2 separate regions of the Mus musculus genome follow, and region 2 is linked to region 1. The links are chromatin loops, found by intact Hi-C in ENCODE. Cell type or tissue: heart. All regions are shown on one strand. Each heading gives the region's core, and the rest is flanking DNA. Links, peaks and the distances in the headings are about the cores only.

What was found. Peaks named below come from ENCODE experiments on the same cell type or tissue, not always from the same donor. Only the 100,000 strongest peaks of a DNase experiment are listed, where the experiment ranks them.
Region 2: a loop joins it to region 1, with 2.3 times the contacts of the local background. A loop is called at or near these places in 13 of 42 quality-filtered maps.

Annotation. Positions count from the first base shown.
Region 1 is chrX:52,926,306-52,931,688 of GRCm38, reverse strand. It overlaps Phf6 (PHD finger protein 6), which reads right to left. Exons shown (of 11, transcript NM_027642.2): 4 at 1-116. Among named protein-coding and RNA genes, the nearest start is that of Phf6, 17 kb to the right of the region's middle. In heart, for the core only: CTCF peaks have their summits at 1,047 (motif pointing right) and 2,593 (motif pointing right); no DNase peak of the experiment used is centred there.
Region 2 is chrX:52,780,987-52,786,369 of GRCm38, reverse strand. It overlaps the pseudogene Gm7851. Among named protein-coding and RNA genes, the nearest start is that of Ccdc160, 7.5 kb to the left of the region's middle. In heart, for the core only: no CTCF peak of the experiment used is centred there; a DNase peak (open chromatin) is centred at 2,249.

The DNA of each region.
Region 1 (5,383 bases), core at 304-5,303:
GGTTTCTCTCGGATCTGAGCTTTATCATGCAATGCACAGTGGTAGTGGTATGTCCTGTGGCAGGTTTTCACATCACAGCCAATGGTTGCTCCAGGACAATGACAAAGAGAACACATCTAGGGAAAAACAACAAAACAATATTCAAATGTAATTCTGCTAATACTGTCCCAAACAGGCTAGGACATTCCAATTTCTGTCAGGAAAAGCAAACTGGTTATAGAAAAAAGTCTAATTCATGTTATTTTCCTTATTTTGTCTCCTGAAAAAAATTGAATAAAATTATTCTGATGGTACTTTCTATTTTACTGACAAAATATGTAGGATGCTATAAATGTGTGATGGTCTACTGTGGTCAGGAGAACATTTGAAATGCTATAAATCATGGAGCTGAGCTAGATACAACTGACACTATAAAAACCTAGATCTCTTTTGCAATCCAGAACTTGCTGGATACCAGTAATTAGGAAAAATATCTCATGAGACTTTTTTTTTCTAAAACTTCCACAGTAAGGATGCTACTGCTATCCCAGTCACAATGTCCTGCCACCAGTCCTAATATCATCGGCAAAGAGTTCTTAAAATCAGAGTTAAATGAAGATTTATTAAAGATTTAAGGAAGATTAATAAAGACTTAAATGAAAATCTTTTGAGAAAAACTTCCCTACAGTATTTTGGGGAAGCTGGTAAAATCAACTGGAGGGTAGGCCAGTGGAGAGGGTAAAAGAAAGATATACTACTTTGAATCTCTTGAGTTGAGGATATTTTGTGATAGCTAATTGATTATACTGTGAAAATATGCCTGTCTGCTTTAATTTAATCTTACTTACCCTTTGCATTATGAATTCAAGCCAACAGAAAAAAAAAGATTCTTTCAACTCAAATTTACCTTATATTCTGAACTTATTAGTGATTGACCAGCTCTATATTTCAAAAACAATTCTTTTTTTAAGAGTTTCTCTCTCTCTTTTTTTTAAAGATTTATTTATTTATTATATGTAAGTACACTGTTGCTGTCTTCAGGCACACCAGAAGAGGGCGTCAGATCTCATTACGAATGGTTGTAAGCCACCATGTGGTTGCTGGGACTTGAACTCAGGACCTTTGGAAGAGCAGTCAGTGCCCTTACCCGCTGAGCCATCTTGCCAGCCCCAAAAACAATTCCTTTTTTAAAAGGTACACAGCAATCATTATTAATAGCTTTGGTTCACAAAACACAGTGTACCATACCCAGCAGGCTTTTAATGCGCCATCTCCTAAGCTATAAATGCCACATCAAAGTGAACCACAGTAAGGCAACAACAAAACCTTCACGTTGTTTCCTGGTTGCCAAACGCCTTGTTCTAAACACTGATCTCAATAATCAGGAGGCTAAGGCAGGGTTGAGTTTCAGGCCAACCTGGGCTACATTACACACACTCTACCTCCAAGATCAAACAACAAGCAAAGAGACAGAAACTTACGATCCAACATTTGGACTACTTGATCCCTAAGTAATGTCGATGCACACACTAGCAGGCTAATATAAATTCCAATAAAATTTCTTGTACTTCTCTAAGGAAATCAAACACTCAAACTCATTCATGCTATCATTTTTTAAAAATACCCATGTAAGTAAAAAAAAAAAAAAAAAGTTCTCAATGTAGGTACTTCCCAGAAAACACGAGGGCTACACAAGAAATAACCCACTTCTTCAAATGAGTACTGAAACTTCAAGTAATTACTATAAAAAGAAACGCAGTGCTGATCGGGGTATATAGCAAGATCATACATAGCACACTTGCTCACATGTGTGAGCCCTAGGTTCAAATTTCAACCCCTCCAAAGCAAAGGATTAGAAATACTACCTTCCCAAAGTTTATAGCTCTTGTTCTAGCAATTATATTTCCAACTTATTTACTGAAAATAGTAACAGGCATAAACAATGACTGTACAAGCATATTCATTGCAGAATTGTTTTGAATAGTCCCAATTTTAAAACAACTGAAACATGTTTCAATGAATCTCCTTCTGAGAATTTTTCTTTCAGAGAACATCTCACATTGTTGCCCAAGCTGAACTCAAGATTGTGAGCCTACCAAGTGCTGGAATGGCAGGCATGAGTAACATCCCAGCTTCAAAATAATGGGTTTATATATGCTAAGTGGAAAGCTAATAGAGAATATGAAACTATGTGAATTTCAATCTCAATAAGGTCTCCAGTATATAGTCTTTGAAAAGGGGTGGGAAGTAAATAGCAAAATGTTGGGTTGTTATCTTTGAATGATTTTCTTAATTCTCTGTATTTTCTGATTTTTCTACAACGTTCAGTATTTTGTTATACAAAAATTTGTTTTCAAAAGTATCAGGAATAGTGCAGCCGCCAATGAATTCAATGCCTGCCTCTCAACTGAGAAAGCAAAGGAAACCAAAATATTTGAATAATTGGGGGAGGGATGACTGTGGCATCTATAAACTCAGATTTGTCCAAATAAGTGGTTTAAGCAGCTAAGGTAACAGAAAGCAATTTTATAAGTAATCATAGGAAACACAGGAAGACCATTTTTAAAATTTTATTTAACATATAAGGGTTCTGCTGCAGGTATACGCACCTGCCAGTAGAGGGCACCAAATCCCCTTAAAGATGGTCATGAACCAGCATGTGGTTGCTGGGACTTGAACTCAGGACCTTTGGAAGACTAACCAATGAGCTAAACCACTGAGCCATCTTACCAGCCCCAGAAGACCATATTTTTTAAAGTGTTCAAAAGCTTATTTTGTTATTAGTTCTATTCAATGAAAAATAGGACAAAATATCAATAAAATATTTTACAGAAGAAAATATTTGTCAAAATTAGGAATAGAAAATTGGGGGGGGGCTTTAGATTTTGGGGAGAGGGTGTTCGTTTTACTTAAACTTTTTTTCCTTATTTTTTTTTTTTTTATGTATATGGGTGTTTGTGTGCTTGAGAAAATCAGAAGAGGGCATCAGATCCCCTGGAATTGGAGTTACACACGGTTGTGAGCCATCTCTCCAGAGACTTAGTTTCCTTTTTGAGATAAAAGCCACATAAAGGCACATAAAGGCAGAAGGAAGACAACTGACTCTACAAAGTTGTCTTCTAACTACACAAGTGCGCTGTAGTGCATGCGCGCAACCCACCCACACACACACATTGGAAGACTTTACCTAATTTACCTTCAGGTATTTCTAAATATAATTATGAACTGGATATAGGTATATGCCTTTAATAGCAGAACTCTGGCGACTAAGTTGAGAGTCTTGTGTGATGGCAACCTGAGTTCAGAGTTAATCTGAGCTACACTGAGACCCTTTCTCAGAAACAGTGAGTAATAGAGATGGTTCCTTGGATGAGAACACTGGCCCAGGTTCAGTTCTCAGAATCAACACAGTGGTTCATAACAATCTGTTAGCTCTACATTCTCTTCTGACCTCTGAATGCACTGCCCAACACATGCACAAAACTCACATACATTCAAACAAACAAAAGACACACAAAATAAATTACGAGCTCTATGTTCAAGAACTGGAAAAGTAAAATTGAGTACAATTCAGTTCAACAAACACAGAAAGTAGGGAGAACAGATTAGCTCTTCTAGAAACAAAATTGAAAGCTTACAGATAAATATCATAATTAAAGAAGCTAGGAAAGAAGACAGGTAGGGAGAACCATTTCTGAAATAAAAGAGATGGCTTCTTCTAAAACAAAAAACATTAGAAAGGAAGGGAGAAGCACTGTCCTTTGGGGACCTGGCTGCCGAGAGGTTCCCCATACCCCGGTGGATGGCCTCCCACACATGCACATATGGGCAGCAATAATTGGACTCATGGGGCTAGTAGTAACAAAAGGAAGGTCATGAAGTTAGCAGGGTGACAAGGTGGGGGACACTAGGAGCAGCTGGAGGAAGGTAATGGAGGATACACATGATAAAAATAAATTGCATAAATGTATGAAATGGTCAGTGAATGAAATAAAATTTAGAAGCATGTTGGGCACAGTGGCACATGCCTTAATCTCAGCTCCAGGAAGGAAGAAGCAGGGTCAGGTCTGTGAGTTTCAAGCCAGCTGGGATACAAAGAGAGACCCTTCTCTCAAACAAAAAACAAACGAGACCGCACCATTGCCACCATCATCAGCACATCAAGGTATGTGAGATGGGACCTAGCTCCGTACCCAGCGGCTGACTTTACAGACAATATCTGCTCTGAAGTTTGTCACCCTCTTTCCCACTACTTGCCATCCAGAAGAAGAGCATCAGTTGCCGTTTTCATCACACTTCCAATGTGTCCCTGTTGCCTTCAGATGTGGGAAAATAAAAACTAAACTGACAGGAACACGTTTTTCAAGAACAATGGTGTCCTTTCCCGGCTCAAGAGAGAGGAGGCTGACCTACCTACTAAATATTCTCTTGAGGCCCAATTTCCTTTTCCCCATGTAGGTATACATGTTAATTCTCGGCTTACTCTGCTTGTATCCCACTCCACGGTTGGTCTTCTTTTAAACAGGCAAAAACATTGTCAGCGATAATGCTTTTTTCTTTTACCCCCTCTTCACCTTACTCCTGGAAGAGCTGAGAAACCTCAATTCTGAATCCCCAGCTCCAAACTTGGAGGTTTGGAAAGGAGGTCCTGTCCAGTCACAGGGGACCGCTCAGCCTTTCTGCAGGATGCTCAGAAGCTGTGGGACCAGCCGCAAGTTCTGGCATGCTAACGTGGGTTAAGCTGTACCACACAAGCAGGTCTCAGGGAGCTGACCCGCAGATGAAAGAGGAACCAAGTCACGCATGAGAGGCCACACAAAGAACTCAAAGACTAAAATTTAGCTGGACCGTAGGAAGCAGACAGCGAAGCATACCTGCGCTTCAGTCAACTGAACAAGGCCAATAATGAAACCAAGTCTCCACCAAGTCTTAAGGATCAAAAGGAAAAACACTGTTTTCTCAGCAGCCACGGGGAAGAAAATGAAAAAGAGGTTGCCAACTTCATGGCTAGGCAGAAAAAGAAAGCGTTTGTGGAAAAGCTAGAATCCAGTGGCTACCTGGAGACCCTTAGAGGAGGCTCCCAGAGCTCAGCTGTAGCAGAGGAACTCCCAGCACATATATATGCTCCCAGCAGATCAATGTGGTTAACTGCGTTGGAGACACTCGCTTCAGAAAACTGCTTTGAATACAGAAAATGCAAAAGAAGGTATGAAAAGAAGCCATGAGCCTGAGCCTGTAATGCAAAGAAACAAATTGTCAAAAGCACCTAAAGAAAGGGACACCCATACCTAGGCTGTCTTCACAAGAAACAAGCTCACCTTACAGCGGCCTGGCTAGTTCTTCTGGCTGTAATAACATCATCTCCCATAAAAACCAGAAAGCAGGCCAGTACAGTTAAAGCAAA
Region 2 (5,383 bases), core at 222-5,221, 150 kb after region 1:
TTTATTAGATGTTTTCTTCATTTACATTTCAAATGCTATCCCCTTTCCTAGTTTCCTCTCCGAAAATCCCCTATCCCCTCCCCCCTCCCCCTGCTTCCCAACCCACCCACTCCTGCTTCATGGCCCTGGCATTCTCCTATACTGGGGCATAGAATCTTCTCAGGATCAAGGGCCTCTCCTCCCACTGACAGCAGACTAGGCCATCCTCCCTACCTCCATTCTTAAATGGTCCTTGACTCCCCTCTTCTATGCCTTGCTGCCTCTACTCCAGCTGGCTACTCTACTGGCTGTCTTGTTTTGAAAACACCACATCCCTATCTACCATTAGGAACTTTGCTTAACGTGTGCCCTTTGTTTTGAATACTCTTTTCCCAGAACATCTACACCTCTTACATTTTTACCTCCCTGAATTAGTTCATTTTCCTATTGTGTAATAAAATACTTTGATAAAAGCAACTTAAGTGAGACATTCAATTCTGGTTTGCTTCAATAATGCTCTTTTTCATAGTGGAGAAGTCAAGACAGTAGGAGCCAGAAGGAACTAGTTGTAGCGTATCTACAACTAGGAAACAGACAATTATGAATGCCTGCTTCTTCTTAGCTCTCTTTCTCCATTTGCACAGTTCAGGATCGCAGCCAGGAACAGTACCATCCACAGTGGATGAGGTCTTTCAGCTTCAATTAACACAATCAAGATAGTACTTTACAGACAGGTCCAGAGACCCATCTCCTAGGTAATACTTGTTTTGTTTGTTTGTTTGTTTGTTTGTTTGTTTTTTCAAATTGACAGTAGCCATCATCCTCCCTTAAGTTGTTTGCTCAAGTCTTAGTACTTCTTGGTCAGGCCTACAGTGACCAGTGTGGCTTCTAAAAACGTGATAAATCCTTTTTTTTTTTTTTTTTTTTTTTGGTTTTTCGAGACAGGGTTTCTCTGTGTAGCCCTGGCTGTCCTGGAACTCACTTAGTAGACCAGGCTGGCCTCGAACTCAGAAATCCACCTGCCTCTGCCTCCCGAGTGCTGGGATTAAAGGCGTGCGCAACCACGCCCAGCTGTGATAAATCCTTTTATTCTGAATTAGGCATTGCATAAGTGTCCCAACACTGGATGCATCCTTATTAGACAGCAAGTGTTTCTGGAAACTATTTATTGAATGAACCTTGATGTTTCAACATCTGATGCTTCCAATTTATTACCTGCCATGGATACTTATCATTCTCTGTGATGCTCTATTTTTGTCTATGTTTGAAATGTTCACATCAGTTTATATTCCCACTCATACTGTGTAAAGGTTCCCCTTGACACACATCCATATGAGTGTTTGTTGTCTGTTTTGGTTTTTTGGTTTTTTTTTTTTTTTTTTTTTTTTTTTTTTTACTGGATGATAGCTACCCTGACCAATTTGAGCAAGATTGTCACGTAGATTTAAATTGTATTCCTAAATAGCCAAGAATGCTGAGCACTTTTAAAAATATATATTTATTGACTATTTTTGTTCTTTTGAGAAATATTTATTAAATTTGCCAATCATTTATTGATTGGATGAATTAGGTTTGTTTCTGTTTTGTTTTTGGAGACAGAGCCTCACTATGTAGCTCTGGCTGTCCAGAAATTCACTCTGTAAACCAGGCTGGCTTTGAACTCACAGACATTATTCTCCTGCCTCTGTCTCCCGAGTCCTGGAATTAAAGAATGTGCATCACTCTGGAGGTTCTCTTAGTGTTTAGCTTTATAGTTGTTTATATGTCTTAAATATTCATTCCTTGTTTAATGTGTAGCTGACAAAGATTTCTTTCCATTCTGAAGGCTGTCTTCAATTTAGTGATTGTTGCCTCTTGTTTTTAAGAACTTTTTATATATTTTATGTATATGAGTACACAGTCACTGTCTTCAGACACACCAGAAGAGGGCATCAGATCCCATTACAGATGGTTGTAAGCCACCATGTGGTTGCTGGGAATTGAACTCGGGACCTTTGGAAGAGCAGTCAGTGCTCTTTACCACTGAACCATCTCTCCATCCCAGATTGTTGCCTTTTGTAATGGAGGAGCCAGTAGTGAGGTAGGGGAATCACTAAGTTTATTCCATAAGGTGGTGGACAAACTTGAATATTCGGGAAAGACAAAAGACCAAGTCACAGAGAAAGTGAAAGTATCAGCTTTATCAAAGCAAGCAAATTATTTCCTTTGGGATGGGTGGAGCCCCAGAGCTAGAAGTCCTTCTTCCTCTTTTAGTCTGGTTTAGACACCAGCCCACGTACCACCAGTACACTCTTCACAAAGTTGTCCGGGATCAAGAAGCCACTGTCTTAGAAAAATCACTTTCACTTTCCCTGTCTATCCATGTCCTGCTAACTCTCCCTCCCTTTATCGTGCAGAAGCTGTTTTACAACGTGTAATCTTCCTTTGTCAGTTTTTAGATTGTTTCCTGTGCTCTTAGTGTCCTTTCCAGAAAATCTTTGTGTATGCTTGTATCTTAAAATGTTTTACCTATGCTGTCTCTTAGCAGTTTCAAGATATCAGGTCTTATTTTAAGGTCTTCAAACTATTCCAGTTTGAATTGATTTGTGTGCACCAGGAAAGATATGGGTGAGATTCCCCTTCTTCTACTTGTAGAAATCAAGTTTTCCCTGTCCCATTTGTTAAAGAGGCTGTCTCCTTTGTCAAAAATAGCTGACTGTAGCTCTGAGCCTCTTATTTTATTTGTCTTTATATATGTCTTTGTGCCTTTACCATGCTTGGTAATATAATTTGAGATCAGGTATTGTGACACCCCCAGCTCTTTTTTTTTTCTCGGCATTGCTTTGCCTCCTGGGGGTCTGTTGTATTTCCATGTAAACCTTAGGGTTGTGTTTATCGAGTTCTGCACATTTTAATTAGGGAGTAAGTGCAGGGATTTTAATGGGGATGGCATTCATTCTGCGGGTCGCTTTTGGGAATATAACTGTTTGACAATGTTACTTTTACCAATTCATGAGCCTGGGAGAGGTCTTTCTATCTTCCGGGGTTTTCAATTTCTTTCTTGAATGCCTTTTTAAAGATGTGTTTATTTATTTTATGTATGTGAGTACACTGTAGCTCTCCTCAGACACACTAGAAGAAGGCATCTGATCTCATTACAGATGTTTGGAAGCCACCGTCTGGTTGCTGGGAATTGAACTCAGGACCTCTGGAAGAGTTATCTCTCCAGTCCCCTTCTTTAATGTCTTAAAGGTTTCATTATAACGGTGTGCTATCTCCTTGGGAAGGTTTATTCATACTTTTCAAAGGTACTGGGAATGGGATACTTTCCATAATTTCTCTTTTAAATATTTTACTATTCTCCCTGTCCTGGCCGCCATTGAAGAGCAGCAGCCATGGCCCTGTGCTGCCCCATGGCCGTGGGCCTCAACAAGGGCCACAAGGTGACAAAAAAACGTCAGCAAGCCAAGACACAGCCCGCCTGCGCCATGGGCACTTCACCAAGCACACCAAGTTCGTAAGGGACATGATCGGGCAGGTGTGCAGCTTCGCGCCCTACGAGCGGCGAGCCATAGAGTTGCTCAAAGTATCCAAGGACAAGCGCGCACTCAAGTTCTTCAAGAAGAAGGTGGGCACACACATCCATGCCAAGAGAAAGAGGGAGGAGCTGAGCAACGTGCTGGCAGCTATGAGGAGGGCGGTGGCCAAGAAGGATTGATAAACCCTTCCCCAATAAAAGATCGTTGCTACAAAAAAAATTACTGTTGGCATACAGAAAAACAAGTACTATGATTTTATGCTCTGCTACTTTGTTAATAGTGTCAATCAGGTGTAGCAGTTTTCTGGTAAAGCCCCAAGAGTCTTTTAAGTACTGAGTATACAGTCATGACATCTCTAAATAGGAATACTTTGACTGATATTTTTGAGGCAGGGTTTCCTAGAGCACTCCACATGACTGAGAATGACGGTGGTCTCCTGCTTCTCTTGTTTCCACTCCAGAGTATTAAGAACATTCGTTTTTTCCTTTCTCTCTCTCTCCCTTTCATGCATCTCAGCACACTGTCGCTGTCTTCAGACATACACCAGAAGAGGGCATCAGATCTCATTATAGATGGTTGTGAGCCACCATGTGGTTGCTGGGAATTGAACTCAGGACCTCTGGAAGAGCAGTCAGTGCTCTTAACCACTGAGCATCTCTCCAGCCCACAAACCTTTTTTATATGTATCCACTTTTCTTACTCTTGTCTTAGTCTTTTAGTTAAGACTTTGAACAAAACCCTGGTTAGGGTTTCGTTTCTGTTTTTGTTTTATTGTCAACTGGACACACAAACTAGAGTCATTTGAGAAGAGAAACCTCAATTGTGAACATGCCTCCACCAGACTGGCCCATGGGCAAGTCTGTGGGATATTTTCTTGATGAACAATGGATGTGGGTGGACCTAACTCATGGTGGGCATTGTTACCCCAGGGCAAGTGGTCCTGGGTGGCATACTAAAGCAAACTGAACAAGCCACAAGGAGCAAGCCAGTTAGTAGCACCAGCCTCCGTGGCTTCTGCTTCTGCTTCAGCTCCTGCTTCCAGATTCTTGCCAAGTTTGAGTTCCTATCCTAACTGCCTCAGTGATGGACTGTTACCTGGAAATAGAAGATGAAACCGACCCTTTCCTCCCCAACTTGCTTTTGGCCATGGTGTTTCATCACAAAAATAGAAAGCCTAATTAAGACACACAATATGATGAACAAGAGCACAGTACAGCCACATCCTTGTGCCATTCCTGATTTTAGAGGAATTGCTTTCAGTGTTTTTTTCCAGTGAATATAATGGTGGTTATAAGTATGTCATATTTACACTTTATTATAGTGAGGTGAGTGAGCTCCTACGTTTTTCAGAGATATCATGAGGATATGTTGAACTTTGCTAAAAAAAAGGGGGGGCCTTTCTAAACCTTTTCAAATCTGTATGAGTATGATCCCTCTATTCTTCATATATCTCACTCAAAAACATAAACTACAAATTCAGAAATAAAATTCAGCTGTCTTCTATTAATGCTAAAGGTATCTACAGAAATGTAAAGTAATGCCACTTTATTCATGAAAATTTTGTTTTGGGAAAAAACTATTGTTTGAGGTATTATTCATATGAACATGAGTTTTTAGATGACAACACATAGTTTTTTTTTTTAATTCCTCAATTTTATTTTCTAGTCTGGTAAGCATCAATATACACAATTCATGTAAACCATAGTTGTTTAACATTTGCAGTAAGTTGCCAGGCGGTGGTGGCACATGCCTTTAATCCCAGCACTCGGGAGGCAGAGGCAGGCGGATTTCTGAGTTCGAGGCCAGCCTGGTCTACAGAGTGAGTTCCAAGACAGCCAGGGCTACACAGAGAAACCCTGTCTCAAAAAACCAAAACAACAACAACA